Regions from separate parts of the Homo sapiens genome. Here region 1 is linked to region 2. A link is a contact called in ENCODE Hi-C or POLR2A ChIA-PET data. All regions are on one chromosome and are shown on one strand. The core of a region is the stretch at or near the end of the contact, and the rest is flanking DNA. Distances in the headings are between cores, read along the strand shown. Region 1 overlaps SFXN5 (sideroflexin 5). Region 2 holds the start of SPR (sepiapterin reductase).

What was found. A loop is a pair of places that touch in the nucleus more often than their neighbours do. ChIA-PET counts read pairs that join two places held with the same protein, here RNA polymerase II (POLR2A). Pooled maps may share reads with other maps.
Region 1: a pooled map of ovary shows a loop between it and region 2 (2.3-fold over the local background). The contact joins the enhancer-like site here to the promoter of SPR in region 2. A Hi-C loop is called at or near these places in 4 of 168 maps with a recorded cell type or tissue (Right ventricle myocardium inferior, cardiac septum, mammary epithelial cell and 1 more), 2 of 37 single-sample maps with no recorded cell type and 11 of 50 pooled maps. POLR2A ChIA-PET finds 5 or more read pairs at or near these places in 1 of 52 experiments (BJ).

What each region holds. Positions count from the first base shown.
Region 1 is chr2:72,988,493-72,995,818 of GRCh38, forward strand. The region is part of intron 9 of SFXN5 (sideroflexin 5); the gene reads right to left. Among named protein-coding and RNA genes, the nearest start is that of EMX1, 75 kb to the left of the region's middle. RefSeq lists a silencer at 608-807. Within about 2 kb of position 1,784, at least 9 of the 41 ENCODE cell types and tissues checked have a DNase peak (open chromatin) inside an H3K27ac peak, as active enhancers do.
Region 2 is chr2:72,883,549-72,890,477 of GRCh38, forward strand. SPR (sepiapterin reductase) reads left to right here and starts at 3,860. Exons shown (of 3, transcript NM_003124.5): 1 at 3,860-4,188; 2 at 4,766-5,056. The coding sequence starts at 3,885. RefSeq lists silencers at 1-63, 3,712-4,101, 4,740-4,914.

The DNA of each region.
Region 1 (7,326 bases), core at 534-3,033, 100 kb after region 2:
GTCACCTGAGGTTGCAGAGCTCCAGCGTCGCTGCTTAAAGTACCACTGCCCAGTCATCCCAGGTAACTGGCCCATGAGAAAGAGGGAGAGAGGTAAAGCATCAGAGACATACACACACACACACACATACACACACATTTACACACTCATACACACACACTGCAGAGGAGAAAAGGGATAGGATGCTGTGGCAGTTGCTCGTAGAAGAATACATACTCCATGAATAAATGAAGTGTAGGAAGGCCTCATTCCCACCCCAGCCCTAAGCACCATCTTTCTGAAACCCCATGGTACATGCAGGTGTGGGCCCAGCCAGACCATAAGGGCTCAGGACAGGGAGACCCCGACACCTGCCCACAGGCTGCAGGACTAAGCAGCATAGCTCAGGGCAGGATGGAGGGTGAGGCGGATGTCCTGGACTCACTGTCATCGCCTTCATACCTGTCACCTGGCCCAGGATGCCAGACACCCCACCCCAGCCCCTGCCTGGGGTCTTCGTCACTCCAGTCCATCTCCTAGGCTCTTTCATCTTTCGAGAGCACAGGCTTTCTCATGTGTGCCACACCAGCTCCTCTCTATGACCAACGTGTCTGAGAAAGTGTCATCTCCTTCCCACAGCAGCCTTGGCCTCCATAACCTCACTTCCCCTCTCCCCCAAAAACCCAAGTTCAACCCCGAGAGTCCAGTTTGCTGCCCATCAGATCCTCCGTGAGCCTTCCAGCCATGGGGCCTTTGCAGTGCTGGTCCCTGTGCCTGGGATGCCTCCCTCCTCCGCTCAGTTCACACCTGTTCTTTCAGGCCCACCCATGAGTTCCACCTCCAGTGTCACTTACTAGCAGTGGGACCTGAGGCAGGTAAGTCATTTCATCTTTCTCTGTCTCAGTTTACCTATCTGTAAAAAGGGATAGTAATACCTACAACACCCCAGGGCTGGTATAAGAATGTATGTAAGTGGTGGGTGTGAGCTTGGCATATAAGAGACCTCAATAAATGAAGCTATATAATCATGATGTCACGGGACCGGATGGGGTGACTGCACCTTTTTCATCTTTGTATGTCCACCACTTAGGGCTACACTCACTGGCACATAGTACACGCTCAATAAACTGGTGACTGAGGAATAAATGCAGGAACCAACAAACATACGACGGCATGGAAAAGGCAAAGGCTGGGAGTGGGGCTTTGCGGAGGAGAGAAAGATGGGGTTGGGCTAGGCAGAGGAAAAGGACTTTCTGGTGGAGAAATGCATACAAGTGCAGGCCTGGAGAGAGAAAAGACAAGATGCATGAAACCAGAAAAGGAGTTGGGTTGCAGAGGCCTCTGCTTCCCCAGACAGAGGCCAAAGCCAGCCCCTGTGCTGTCTTTTCTGGGAAGCGTGGGAGGAGCCGTGGCAGGACTCCTGGCCTGACGGGCCGGGGCAGCCTGCTCTGAGGTCTGGCACGCCTGGCGGCTCAGCAGCCCACCCTGTGCCCTCAGGCCTGGCTCTGGCCTTAATGTTGTGGGTGGTTGGGGAGGACGCAGAGCCTTGGGAAGGCCTCCAGGGCTGCCAGGCGCCTGCCGCTGTTGGGGCAGGGTGCAGCAAGGCAGAAACAGCCCAGCCCAGGCTGCGACTGTGAGACCCAGGAAGACAAGGAAGTGCTGGTCCGCCAGCCCCGGGGCAGCGCAGCATTCCGTGGAGCCAGAGTACTTCCTGGCATGCCCACCCTGGGCTCTCGGGAACACAGCCTCCATCTTAAGTCTCAGGCTGATCCTCAGAGTCCAATCCTTGTCCTCCCAGCTCGCTCGAGGGAAGGCTGGGAGGCAGCCAGGGGCATCACGGCGTGGACACACTTCAGTGGTACAGTGGGCAGGGCTGGGGAGCTGCCGGCTCATACTGGGCCCTGCTGCCCCCGCCACATGAATAGAATTCATCAAGTCCAGGAGCGAGTGACTCAGAAATGGCCTCCCTCACCCCCAAAAAAGTGCATTGAGAGAAAGTGTGGGAGGAAGCTGGAGGACACGCAGACGGGCAGTAGCAATGAAGAGGAGGGGGGCTCGGGAGAACTCAGTGAGCACTTCCTACGTGAGGCCACTCAGCACATATTCACATGAAATATCTTAATGAGATCCCCACAACAAGGCTTTTAGATAGACCATGTTGGCCCTTTTCACAGATAGAGACAGGTCCAGAGAGGTTAAACAACTTTGCTCAAGGATAGACATCTATTATGAGGCAAGTAAAGCTAGCATTTGAACGCAGGGCCTGCTAATTCCAAAGCCTTGCTCCTAACCAGGGTGCTATGACTTTCCCATTGTCTTCCACCTGAGGGAGGGATGCTTTAATATCTCCAGGCGTTTGAACGGCACATCTGCATAGCAAGCACCTCCCTGACAATGGCCACCTTGGGGCTGGGGTCCTAACGAGTGGAAAACAGAAGGCAGCTCCTGCAGGGAAGATAGGGCCCTTGAACCATCCCTGCCCCCAGCAGCCAGAAGTCAGAAGATCTGGGTTCAAAATCCTGCTTGACAATTTAAGAAGATATAGGAAGTGCTGGAAGAGGCGGGGAACAGGAGCCATTCACGGAAGTGAGCAGAGAGGCTGGGACCCTTCCCCATGACAGCCTCTTGGGGGTAGGCAGGGCTGGAGAGCAGCGGGAGGGAAAGGAGGAAAGGTGACCATCACATTTCCCTCCCCCTCTCCAAAGCCTCCCCCTCCCTGGTCGGCCATTCTTCCCACTGGCTAGGCCTGGCACAGCCCAGAGTGTAGGGAGGAAGAACGAAGAGAGAAAACAGTGTCCTCGTCCCAGGTTTCTTCTGGCCTCTCCTTCCCTGAAAGTCACCAGGGTCTCCCAGCATGGATGGGGTGACATATAGTGCGGCACACATATGTTTCTGAGAGCATGGCCAACGTGCCTGCGCCCAAGAAAGGGGCTGGGGACCAGCAAAGTAGGGAGGAGACCTGGGCATGTGTGTAGCTGTGAGCTCATGAGGAGTCAGTGAGGTCACAGTGCCCACTTGCCAGTGATGGGCCCAGTGGCAGGGAGGGCGTGGACACGGAAAAGGCAAATGGCCACTTACCCTCACCCCTTCCCAGGCCCCAGCCCAGGTCTTACCGCCCCAGCACCTAGGACAGCCACGGCCTGAGAAGGAACCCAAGATGGCTGCAGACCAGGGGTTAGGAGCCCGTCTGTTCTGGTTCCTCAGGGCCCTTTGGCCTTGAACATTTGGTAGAGCCCGTTAAAATTAAAAAGCCAAGAGGCTGGTGGCTCTGAATGCCAGCTCGTTTTTCCCTGGCACGGCGGGTCCTGTTTAAGGGAACCAGCTGGTATTAATGGCACACAGCTCATCACAAACAGCAGCTAGCGATCAGAAAAATCAGAGCTAATAATCGGGTTCAGGAAAGATAATGAGATGTGGAACAATTACTGCTGAGGGTCCCCCAGGATCTGTTTTAACAGCATCCAAATAAGCCACAAAATAGAAATTAACCAAACAGGAGCTCCATTTTGGTAGATGGGGAAAACAAACAGGGTGTGGATTTTGCACAAGAATTTCTTATATGGCCAGCAGACAGGGCTTCTTGGAAAACCAGGGCTCAGGCCCCACAGGACATCAGCAACATCCTGAAGGAGGGAATAGGCCTTCTTGACCACCTATCTCCAAGGTCTGGCTACTGGGCCAGTGAATTTGCCATGAGCAGCTGACAGGAGACCAGGGGAAAAGGAGGGAAGGCCGGCTTCCTGATAGTCCCCACGGAGATGGGAACAGGGCTGACCAGCACCAGGAGCTATGGGTGGGGTGGGAGCTTCATGACACCAAATCTTTAGTGTCATGAGCTACACAGCTGGTGGCTGTAGCCTTAAGTACCAAGGGCTTTCCGGGCCAACAACAGGCCAGCAAGGAGACACTGGATGAGGCTGGAAGAATGCCTGCATCCCTCTCCCCGCATCTGTGCCCCCACTGCAGCCTGAATATCCATTGCCTGGAGGATGCCTCTGTGTCCAAGGGCTCTAGGCACTCCAGCTTCTCGCACCCCAAATGAAGGTTGTCTCGTTCTTCCTCACCCACACCCCAGCCTCCTCGCCCATTTCCAGCTCTGCTTCTCATGCCAGAGACCTCACAGCGTTCTGGGCAGGAGCCTCCTGGGGCCCACGTGTAACCATGGCTCCCTGGTGCATCTCCCGGATGTCATGAATGCAGCTGTTTGCTCTCCCTGCTCCCAACACTCAGCACGCAGCCTCTGTCCCTGGATGACAGTGCACCTCCTAACCAGGCCCCCTGTTTCCACTCTTGCCCCCATCCATCTGCTCTCTACAGCAGTCGGAGTGAAGTCTGAAAACATGGCGACTTGCTTAAAGCCTTCGGTGACACTGGAGGAGCCACACGGCCCTGCGGGACTGCCTGGCTTGCTTGCAAGGCTCTGGCTACCTGTATGAGGAGGTGCCGTGAGGGAGTGGGCCCAAGGGTCATGAAGGCTCCTGAGGAAGGGGATGCCTGCCTGAGCCCTGAATAGGAGGCTAGGAAGGGAGCAGGGCTCAGCCAAGGATCAGAAGCATGAAATACCAGGTTGTCTGCGGGGTACTCAGACGACAGTCTACAGACTCTATTGCATCAGTCATTATGGGGGTCCAAATAGCCCTGAAGAACAATGGAGTAAGGGGCACGCCTAAAAGGAGGGCCCCTCTTGGGTGGTAGATAATAATGTAACCAAGGTTAGGGGTTTGTGAGGGCACCGGGGGCAAGGGTGGGGGAAGGTCAAGGAATTGCTGAAGTACCAAAAATATCCACCAGAGGGCACACTTAGTAGCACACATTGGTAGTCAAGTGGACCCAAGACCCTCCATGGAGGTCAATTGTTCCCCAACCCCAGCCAGCCTGCCGCTTGGCAATGGGGTCAGCAGCAAAGTAGCCAAGTAGCTGGGACAGAGCTCTGCACAGGCTAAAACATCAGTTGCTCCAGCTGTGACCAAGTGGCTTGTTTGCTGGCAACAGTGACCAATCCTGACCCCTGAACCATGCCCCACAAGGGCCAGGGGGCTGCTGGGAAATCAATTACATCAGACCCCTTCTACATGGGAGGGGGCAACAACTTGTCCTACCTAGAAAAGACACAGAGCTGCTTTCTGTGTCTGACTCACACTGCCAGCATCACCATCTGCAGGCTTCTGAACACTGCAGATTCTCTACAGGGTCCATGAGATGGACCCTCCAAACCCAAAGCCACCCCCTGAACACAGCAAGACAATAGTCTGGTCCAGGATTCCCAGGTGCTGTCGTCCCCCTACCTCTCTCCAGCCTGGAGAAGAACAGAAGGGCCTGAGGTACACCCTCCACCACAGAGCCAGCCAGGCCCTGTCTTATAGGCGGCAGGGCATGCTCTGGGCCAGGGACAAATATATGCCGCTGACTTGACTATAGCCAGAAAACACAGGCCCAGGAACTAAGTATGAAGGTGAGCAGAGGGTTGAACTCTGTTATACCTAAAGAACCTCTCAAAAAATGTCTCCCAGTCCCCACTGCTCTCAGGGTACCTGGGGAAGGACTTGTCTGCCAGGAGGCGGCACGGTAATAGCTCCTCCAACCTAGAAGCTGAGAACACCACTCGGCTTCTCCCACCTCCTTATGCCACAGGGGGTGCAGCAGGAAAAAGGAAAAAGGGGTCTCTGTGTGTGATTAAGCCTGGGTAGGCCCTGTCACTTACTTCACCTCCATGCCTCAGTATCCTCGTCTGTAAAATGAGGATGAACACCTAAACAATGCCTGGCGTGCTGTAGGCACTCCAGAAGTGCTAGCCATTATTACTAATCTCATGACTACTTTCCAGTCTGACTATCCAGGGACACAGAGTTGTCAGTAAGCAATGGGAACTGGAAGGTGTATGGGTTCAGCACAGGGATCCCCTGGAACCCCTTCTTCTATGCCAGTGTCTGGTAGTGAAGGTTAACAGCCACTGCATCCTACACAGAAGGGACCCCCCAGGGCCCAGAACCTTTGAGAATGGAGCTCAGCATTGCCCCAACAGGGAAAGACCTCAGCCAGCTAAGAGGTCTGGGGACAGCTAAGGGTGTGAGGAATGGGCGTGAAGTGCCTCTCATCATGTGGCTCCCCCAGGCAGCTCCTGACTGGTCCCACAGCACTTCATCCCTGAGTCTTCCTCTCCAGCCCCACGTCCACCCTCATTCAGGCCCCTTGTCCATGAGGGTGGCCCCACCCCTTCTCCTCCAGCCCACTTCCACCTGCACCATCTGCGACACCCAGGTTCCCGAGCCCAGGCAGGGCTCCAGGCATGGCCTCCTTCCACCTGAGCAAGGCACTCATGGCACCTCTTGACTGGCCCTGATCCTCCTCCACTCACGATCACCATCACTCCCTACCCGGTGGCCGCCCTCCTGTTCTGAGCCCGGAGTTGGTCATGCTCTCCTGTGCACCTCTGCTTGTACGGTGCCCTCTCTCTGGAACACCCACCCTGCCTGCCCCTGGCTCTCTCCATTCTGTCCTACGAGTCAGCCCTGTGTGAAGTAGGGGCCCCTCCCTGCTCCCACCACACCCTGGGGTCACCTTCATCATAATTCTGATTATACCACAGAGCCTTCTAGCTTCCCCTCTCAGTGCCTTGAAAGATATACCAGTCCCTGAAGCCCCCAGCACCTGCAAAGTACCCGCACATCACAGTCCCCCGATGGGAGTCAATGTCTCTTACTTCCTCTCACCCTCGTGTAGCCGGGGCCCAGGGAGGGCCGCCCACAGAAGTGCTTAATGCAAACTCTTGAACTAAAAAACAGTGAGGATTGAGAGAGGCTTCCTTTGTTAAAAGACAGCAAACTGTTAGATTTCAAAAATAACTTAAGACGGGATTTCTTTTTTATTCTCAAGCAAGCAGCCAGACATTGCCAAATCTATTTAGAAGGTTCACCAAGAGGCTGCTAATCCCACCCTGGTGGTCCTGCAACCAGCAGGAGTCTTCACTTGGGGGCATGCAAACTGGGGATCCCTGACTCCAGGGTTGCTGGCCAAGGTCAGGGCTCCTCTGAGTGGGGCAGGGAGCTCTTCAGGGCCCCCAGAGGAGGCTGGCCTCCACTCCAGTTTGCCCTCTGTCCCAAGGACCTGCTTGCAGCCTGTCGGCCCCCATCCATGCCGCCTGCTTGTAGGGACTCGTTTTAATTAATGCCAGAGCTGGGCCAACCACTGGGGCCGTGACACTTGTTTGCAGGTCATCTCCTCCTAACAGGCTTGCCCTGGGAGGGGATTTGTCACTAATTGAAACAGAGATCAGTTAATGAGGCTGTAGGACCTGGGGTTCCAGAGAACAAGGGAAAGGAAAATAAAATAAAGCCTCTTTCTTCAGAG
Region 2 (6,929 bases), core at 2,610-5,109:
CTCCTGAAGTTGGAGTGCCGCTGCAGGGACGAAAGCCTGCTTTCCTAACCCTGCCCAGGATCACTTCATTGCCATCCTTTATCAAATACACCTTTGTTCCCTGTGTGCTTATCCTTCCCAGTCCTTTTCCCTTTACTCAAATGTGCCCAGAAAGCCCATGAGCTACATGAAGTCTTATTGTTCCCAAGCTTTTCAAAAAGCTTTACTCACTCCAGTAACTTCCATGCCATTAAAGTGATGACTGGGATGACAGAAACAGTGTCTTCATAAATGTATCCATTGAAATGTGTTTGGTGCTTCCTTTGTGTGTATCTCTCAAAAATAAGCTTTTCAAATTTGGTGAAAAGCCAAGATTGGGGGCTCAATAGTCTAGCAAATTTCTTAATGAGGAAGCCCTGCTTCTCTATCACACACCTAGTTGATTGAGTTGTGTGTCTCCCCTCCCCAACCTCTAAAGACATGTCTACTTGAATCCTGTGAATCCCAACAAGTTTCTCATCTCCATCTGAGACCACCTCAGCCTGGACCTTATTGTCCATATCACTATCAACATTTTGGTCAAAGCCATTCAACAAGCCTCTAGGAAGTTCCAAACCTTCCCACAATTTCTTATATTCTGAGCCCTCCAAACTGTTCCAACCTCTGCCTGTTACCCGGTTCCAAAGTCACTTCCACATTTTAAGGTATCATTACAGCAGTACCCCACTCTCAGTACCAATTTACTGTATTAGTCCATTTGCCCACTGCTGATAAAGACATACCTGGGGCTGGGTAATTTATAAAGAAAAAGAGGATTAATGGAATCACAGTTCCATTAATCTGTGGATTCCATTAATTAACACAGTTAATTCCATTCCATTAATTAACACAGTTCCATTAATGTCTGGGGAGGCCTTACAATCATAGTGGTAGGTGAAGGGTGAAAGGCGCATCTTACATGGCAGCAGGCAAGAGAGAGCTTGTGTAGGGGAACTCTCACTTATAAAACCATCAGATCTCATGAGACTTATTCACTATCATGAGAAGAGTATGGGAAAGACCCGCCCCCATGATTCAATTAACCTTCCACTGGGTCTCTCCCATGACACATGGGAATTGTAACACATGGGAAATATAATTCAAGATGAGATTTGGATGGGGACACAGCCAAATCATATAACCTGCCAATATTTATTATCTGTCTGTTTTATTTTAGCCATCTTAATGGATATGAAGTGGTATCTTATCGTAATTTTGATTTGTATTTCCCTGATGGCAAATTATGTTGAATATCTTTCTATGTGCTTATTGACCATTTGTGTAATTTCTTTGGATAAATGTCTGTTCATATACTTTGCTCACTTTTTCATTTTACTTTTGACTTATAAGTATGGCTTTTTTTTTTTTTTTTTTTTGAGGTGGAGTCTTGCTCTGTCACGCAGGCTGGAGTGCAGTTGTGAGATATTGGCTCACTGCAACTTCTGCCTCCTGGGTTCAAGCAATTCTCCTGCCTGAGCCTCCTGAGTAGCTGGGACTACAGGTATACGCCACCACGCTCAGCTAATTTTCATATTTTTAGTAGAGACAGGCTTTCACCATGTTGGCCAGGCTGGTCTTGAACTCCTGACCTCAGGTGATCCACCTGCCTCAGCCTCCCAAAGTATGACTCATTTCAAAAACTTTGTTATTTAGAAATAATTTCAGACTTTTACAAAGTTGCAAGAATAGTATAAAGAATTCCTGAATACTTTTAATGCAGATTTCCTAAATGTTAACATTTTACCTTTGCCTTATTCATTCTAATTTTTTTCTGAAACATTTGAAAGTAAGTTGCAGATATGATGCCCCTTTACTAAATACTTCTGTGTACTTCCAAAAACAAGAACACTCTCTGATATAACAATAGTTCACTGGTCAAAGTCAGGAAATGATTCAATGCCAATAACTAACCTACAGACCTTATTCAAATTTCACCCATTCCCCTACCCATGTCCTTTATCAGGCTTATGTTTTTAACACAATTTTTACACATTTCTTACCTTTCAGGCATTTGTATCTTTTTAAAAGAGTTACTGTTGGCCAGGTGGGGTGGCTCACACCTATAATCCCTGCACTTTGGGAGGCTGAGATGGGAGAACTGCTTGAGTCCAGTTCAAGACCACACTGGGCAACACAGCAAGAGCCATCTCTATAAAAAAACACAAAAATTAGCGAGAGCAGATAATCATCTTCCTCAGAAAAGAAGAATTTTCCAGACCCTCTCCTAGTATAGGAAAACCACGTTCTCCTTAGGGGCTGTTCCCAAGTGGTTCCTCCTAGAAGCAGCTAGGTTCAGAAGAGTCTAGGTCTGATTTTTTGCCATCCCTTCATTGTTCCCTCCTTTTCTTCAAAAATCTGGCAAATGGTAGAAATTTAACAAATGTCAAATGAATGGATGGATGGGATCGTGCTTTCATCAACCTGTCTTCTAAGGCCTGGAGAGCAGGGAGAAGCTATTAAAATTCTTTAAATAGTAAGCTGTTGGGCCAATGAGATCTTTATCTTCAGTGTGAATAGGTAAGTGAAAAGCAGGGCAACTTCAAATGGTATACACATATACAGAGTCTTATCAGCGTTAAAATACCAAAAGCTTAAAAAACAATTAGCCAGGCGTGGTGGTGCGCACCTGTAATCCTAGCTACTCAGGAGCCTGAGGTGGAAGGATTGCTTGAGCCCAAGAATTCAAGGCTGCAGTAAACTGTGATCACACCTCTGCACTTCAGTTTGGGCCACAGAGCGAGACTCTGTCAAAAAAAAGAAAAAAGAAAAGAAAAAAGCCTTCCTCCAAGTTGTTTCTTCCTTAGAGTTGGCAATAATAGTGGAAAGGCGGTAACTTTGCTGTTTAGCCCCAGGGGAGGGATCAGCCCTGTGGGGAATTGGGCTAAGTTATCAGAGGTTACTTACTGCCCTTGCTAAACTCTAAAGAGATTCGTTTTTTAAAAACTGACACACAATATTTGGACATATGTATATACACAATGGAATACCACTCGGCCACTAAGAAGGAAACCATGAAGAGATTCCTTTTTAATATATGTAGCTGCATGCCAACTTGTCTCACGTTCCTCCTCTCCTAGAAAAAAAAAAATGTGGATTTTTCTGAAGCACCTGCCTGGAGGTACAGACAGATGATTGCGCAAACTTGAAGCTGAAAGTGGATGGAATTGCTGCCAGGGAGACTGTAGCATGAGCAGGAGCAGAATCCTGGGGAACACACTTTTAGGGACAGGAGTCAGAAATCTCAGAGAAGCAGGGGTTACTGGTGGGATCACGGAGCTGCTCAGGGCCTAGTAAAAGGGAAAGGTTTTAATATCATTTGGAGCCACTGTGGTTCTCCCAGAGGAAGCTCCTGTCATCCAGAGAGCGGTGAGCTCCCAAACAAGCAGAGACTTCAATTCCTAAACAGGCATAAGCTTCATTCAGGGTGTTCACTGGCCACGACCAGGGACGCCCAGCACCCAGTGCAGGGCCTGCCCTGGAAGAGGTCAGTAGTGCAAAGTTAGGGCTGGAACTGGGAGGAAATTCGAGCATGCGTCCCAGCCGGAGGCTGAGCTTGCGGGCGAAGAACACGGCAGCGCTGGGAACCGGGCTAGGGCTTTCCGTGTGGGCCGCGCCTGCCGGCCCTCTCTGTTGTCCCACTTGGCACGGACTGGGCTACCGCCACGGTTTGACTTCCGCCACCAGCAACCAAGGGAACCAGATCCCAAGGGAACCAGCACCCCTGGGCGCTCGCGGCCCGAAGCCTGAGGTTCCCGCCCCGCCCCGGCAGGGCGGCCCCGCCGACACCCGTAGCGGTCCCGCCCCCCGCGGCCGCACCGCCTCCTGCCTGGTCTCGGGTGCCAGCGCCGCCGGCGGAGAACAGGAGCATGGAGGGCGGGCTGGGGCGTGCTGTGTGCTTGCTGACCGGGGCCTCCCGCGGCTTCGGCCGGACGCTGGCCCCGCTCCTGGCCTCGCTGCTGTCGCCCGGCTCCGTGCTTGTCCTTAGCGCCCGCAACGACGAGGCACTGCGCCAGCTGGAGGCCGAGCTGGGCGCCGAGCGGTCTGGCCTGCGCGTGGTGCGGGTGCCCGCCGACCTGGGCGCCGAGGCCGGCTTGCAGCAGCTGCTCGGCGCCCTGCGCGAGCTCCCCCGGCCCAAGGGGCTGCAGCGACTGCTGCTTATCAACAACGCGGGTAAGACCCCGGGGCTGGAGCGGACTCCCCATGTGAGCGCCCACTTCCTCCACCGCTGGGGAATTTAAGGGCTACTCCTAGGGGTCAGATAGGACGCCTAGAAATCTAAAGCCCTAGTTGTTCCAGCTTGAGTAGCAAGTGGAGGCGAGGTGTACAGGAAGACTCGGTGCCGTCGGGACAACAGTCTGCCCCCACTTCCTGGAAAATTGGCCAGCCGGGTTTTCCAAAGCGCCTGTAGAACTTTCCCGAGCCCCTTGCTCTGCGCCCTCTGGCGGAGGCCTGAGTCAGGGCTTGGAGTCTCCAAACAAGTAAACTCTCTGCTTCTCCAAAGGACCGCTAGAGCTTTCCTTCAGCCCCACGGCAAGGCAGGTGCCTTCTCATTCTGCAGCTTGGGATGGCTAGGTTCCCCAGCTGTGTCTTTCCGCAGAGCTGGGGAAGAGAGAAGCCTCTTCAGAAGCGCTAGGCAGCTTCCTCCTCTAGGTCTGCATGGGAAGAGGATATCTGGAGGAACTTGGGAGGGCTGGGGAAGAAGAAAGCCCCGCCTGCACTGAGTTACTCCTAAGGGTTGGTTTTTCAGGCTCTCTTGGGGATGTGTCCAAAGGCTTCGTGGACCTGAGTGACTCCACTCAAGTGAACAACTACTGGGCACTGAACTTGACCTCCATGCTCTGCCTGACTTCCAGCGTCCTGAAGGCCTTCCCGGACAGTCCTGGCCTCAACAGAACCGTGGTTAACATCTCGTCCCTCTGTGCCCTGCAACCTTTCAAAGGCTGGGCGCTGTACTGTGCAGGAAAGGCTGCTCGTGATATGCTGTTCCAGGTCCTGGCGCTGGAGGAACCTAATGTGAGGGTGCTGAACTATGCCCCAGGTAGGTGGGAAGTCCTGCCGTCCCTGTCCTCCAGAACCCACTGGTGCGCCTCTGGGGGCTGGGCAAGCGGCCTAGTCCGCCCCCTCCAGGAAACAACCCACAGGATTTTGTCCTTGAATCTTGACCCATCACCCCTTAGGGGAAATACAGACCCAGGGGAAATAGAGGTGGCAGGGGCCGGGGATACTGGTAGAGAGTGAGGAGTTTCCTGGACTGGAGGGTGGGGCAGGAAGGTCTGAGGTATTAGATGGAGTTTGGGAGAAGACTGGGGTTTGAGTTCCAGGCCTTCCTCATGTGAAATGGGGAAGACGCTCCCTGCCTCACAGGGCACTTGGGAAGACTGAATGAGATACTGTATGTGAAAATGACCCTGACCTGTGAAGTGTTGCCTCATTGTTAAATAGGACTGACCACACTGTATTGTCTGCATATGTTTGCTTGCCTCCTTCCCTCCCTTGACAGGAAAGCCTTTGCACTATGCAGATGTGTGTTCCTAACACCTAGCAAAGCACTACACTAAGGCAAGCTGCAGGACATGCTAGCTGTATGGAGAGCAGACAGACTTTGTTGAGTGCTGACCATCCCTGGCTGAACTGTGCTGGAACACTATTGAGGATTCTGGGATAAATAGAATAGATCCCTTGCTCTCATGAACGCCAAAGGACAGGGAGTCTTGTGATACTGGGTCTAGTTTCTGATGCCACAGCGCCCCTGTCTTAATAGTGAGGAGTCTCTTTTAGGCTTGAGGTTGCTGCAATCAGAAGGTGGTGACAGAGCAGCCATGGAAAGCCTGAGCAACTTGGGCAGAAATCCAGTAGCCTGTGTCCCTGGGGAATAGGGTCAGGCTCCCAGGGCAGACAGGTAGAATGGCCTGCACAAAGCACAGATGTGGCAGGGCTGGATCCCACCTTGCTTTCAAGTTCTTCCTCATGTTCTCCAGTACCCCAGCCCCTACCACCCCTGCCCCCCAACACACATGCACAATTATTCTCACAACCAACATTCAACTCATCATCCACTCTGAATTCAGCCCAAGGATTCGCACAAACAACAGTGACCAAATGTAAGCTACAACCAGGAGCAGAGCAGACTCCAGAAGTCCACATGGCTGCGTTTGGTCTCAGGAGGCTGCCCTGGGCATTATGAGGGAGCTGAGATTTTCAGGAGGTCCCCAGGGCCTGAACCAAGGCAGAGGCCAGTCTGGTTTTCATTTCGGTCTCAGGAAGAATGTTCTAACAGGTGCTCAGAGATGGAATGGGCTGTTTGGAAAGGCAGCAAGTCCTCTCTCAGCAGGGATGCACAGGTCATTGGAAAATAGTCAAGGACCAGGAGATAAATTCTCCCTCCAACCCTGGAATTCTCTGATGTTCTGCCCTCGAGGACCATTAACTGCAAATATTGGGGTGCATGAGTGATTCCTATGTGAAGAATAGAACGTGCTTGCAACAGTTCAAGAAGGGAACAATTCCTTTAGGTGGGGAGACTAGAGATGGCTTTATTGGAGGTAGCTGAACTGGACATTGACCTTGGTTGTTGGCAGATGGAAGGCATTCCTGATGAAAGGAAATAAAGGTGCGAAGGCTCACTGTGGGCGTGGCAGGTCTTCAGTTTGCCTGTAGAGTAGGTGTGCCCAGAGGAGGGCAGACTAGGATGCCTTGAGTATTAGGCCAGGCTACTGGGAAGCTGTTGAGGGGTTTTGAGCGGAGGAATGTTGTGATCCCAGTGATGTTTTTGTTTGTTTATTTGTTTGTTTGTTGAGATGGAGTCTCACTCTGTTGCCTAGGCTGGAGTGCAGTGGCACGATCTCGGCCACTGCAAGCTCCACCTCCCAGGTTCACGCCATTCTCCTGCCTCAGCCTCCCGAGTAGCTGGG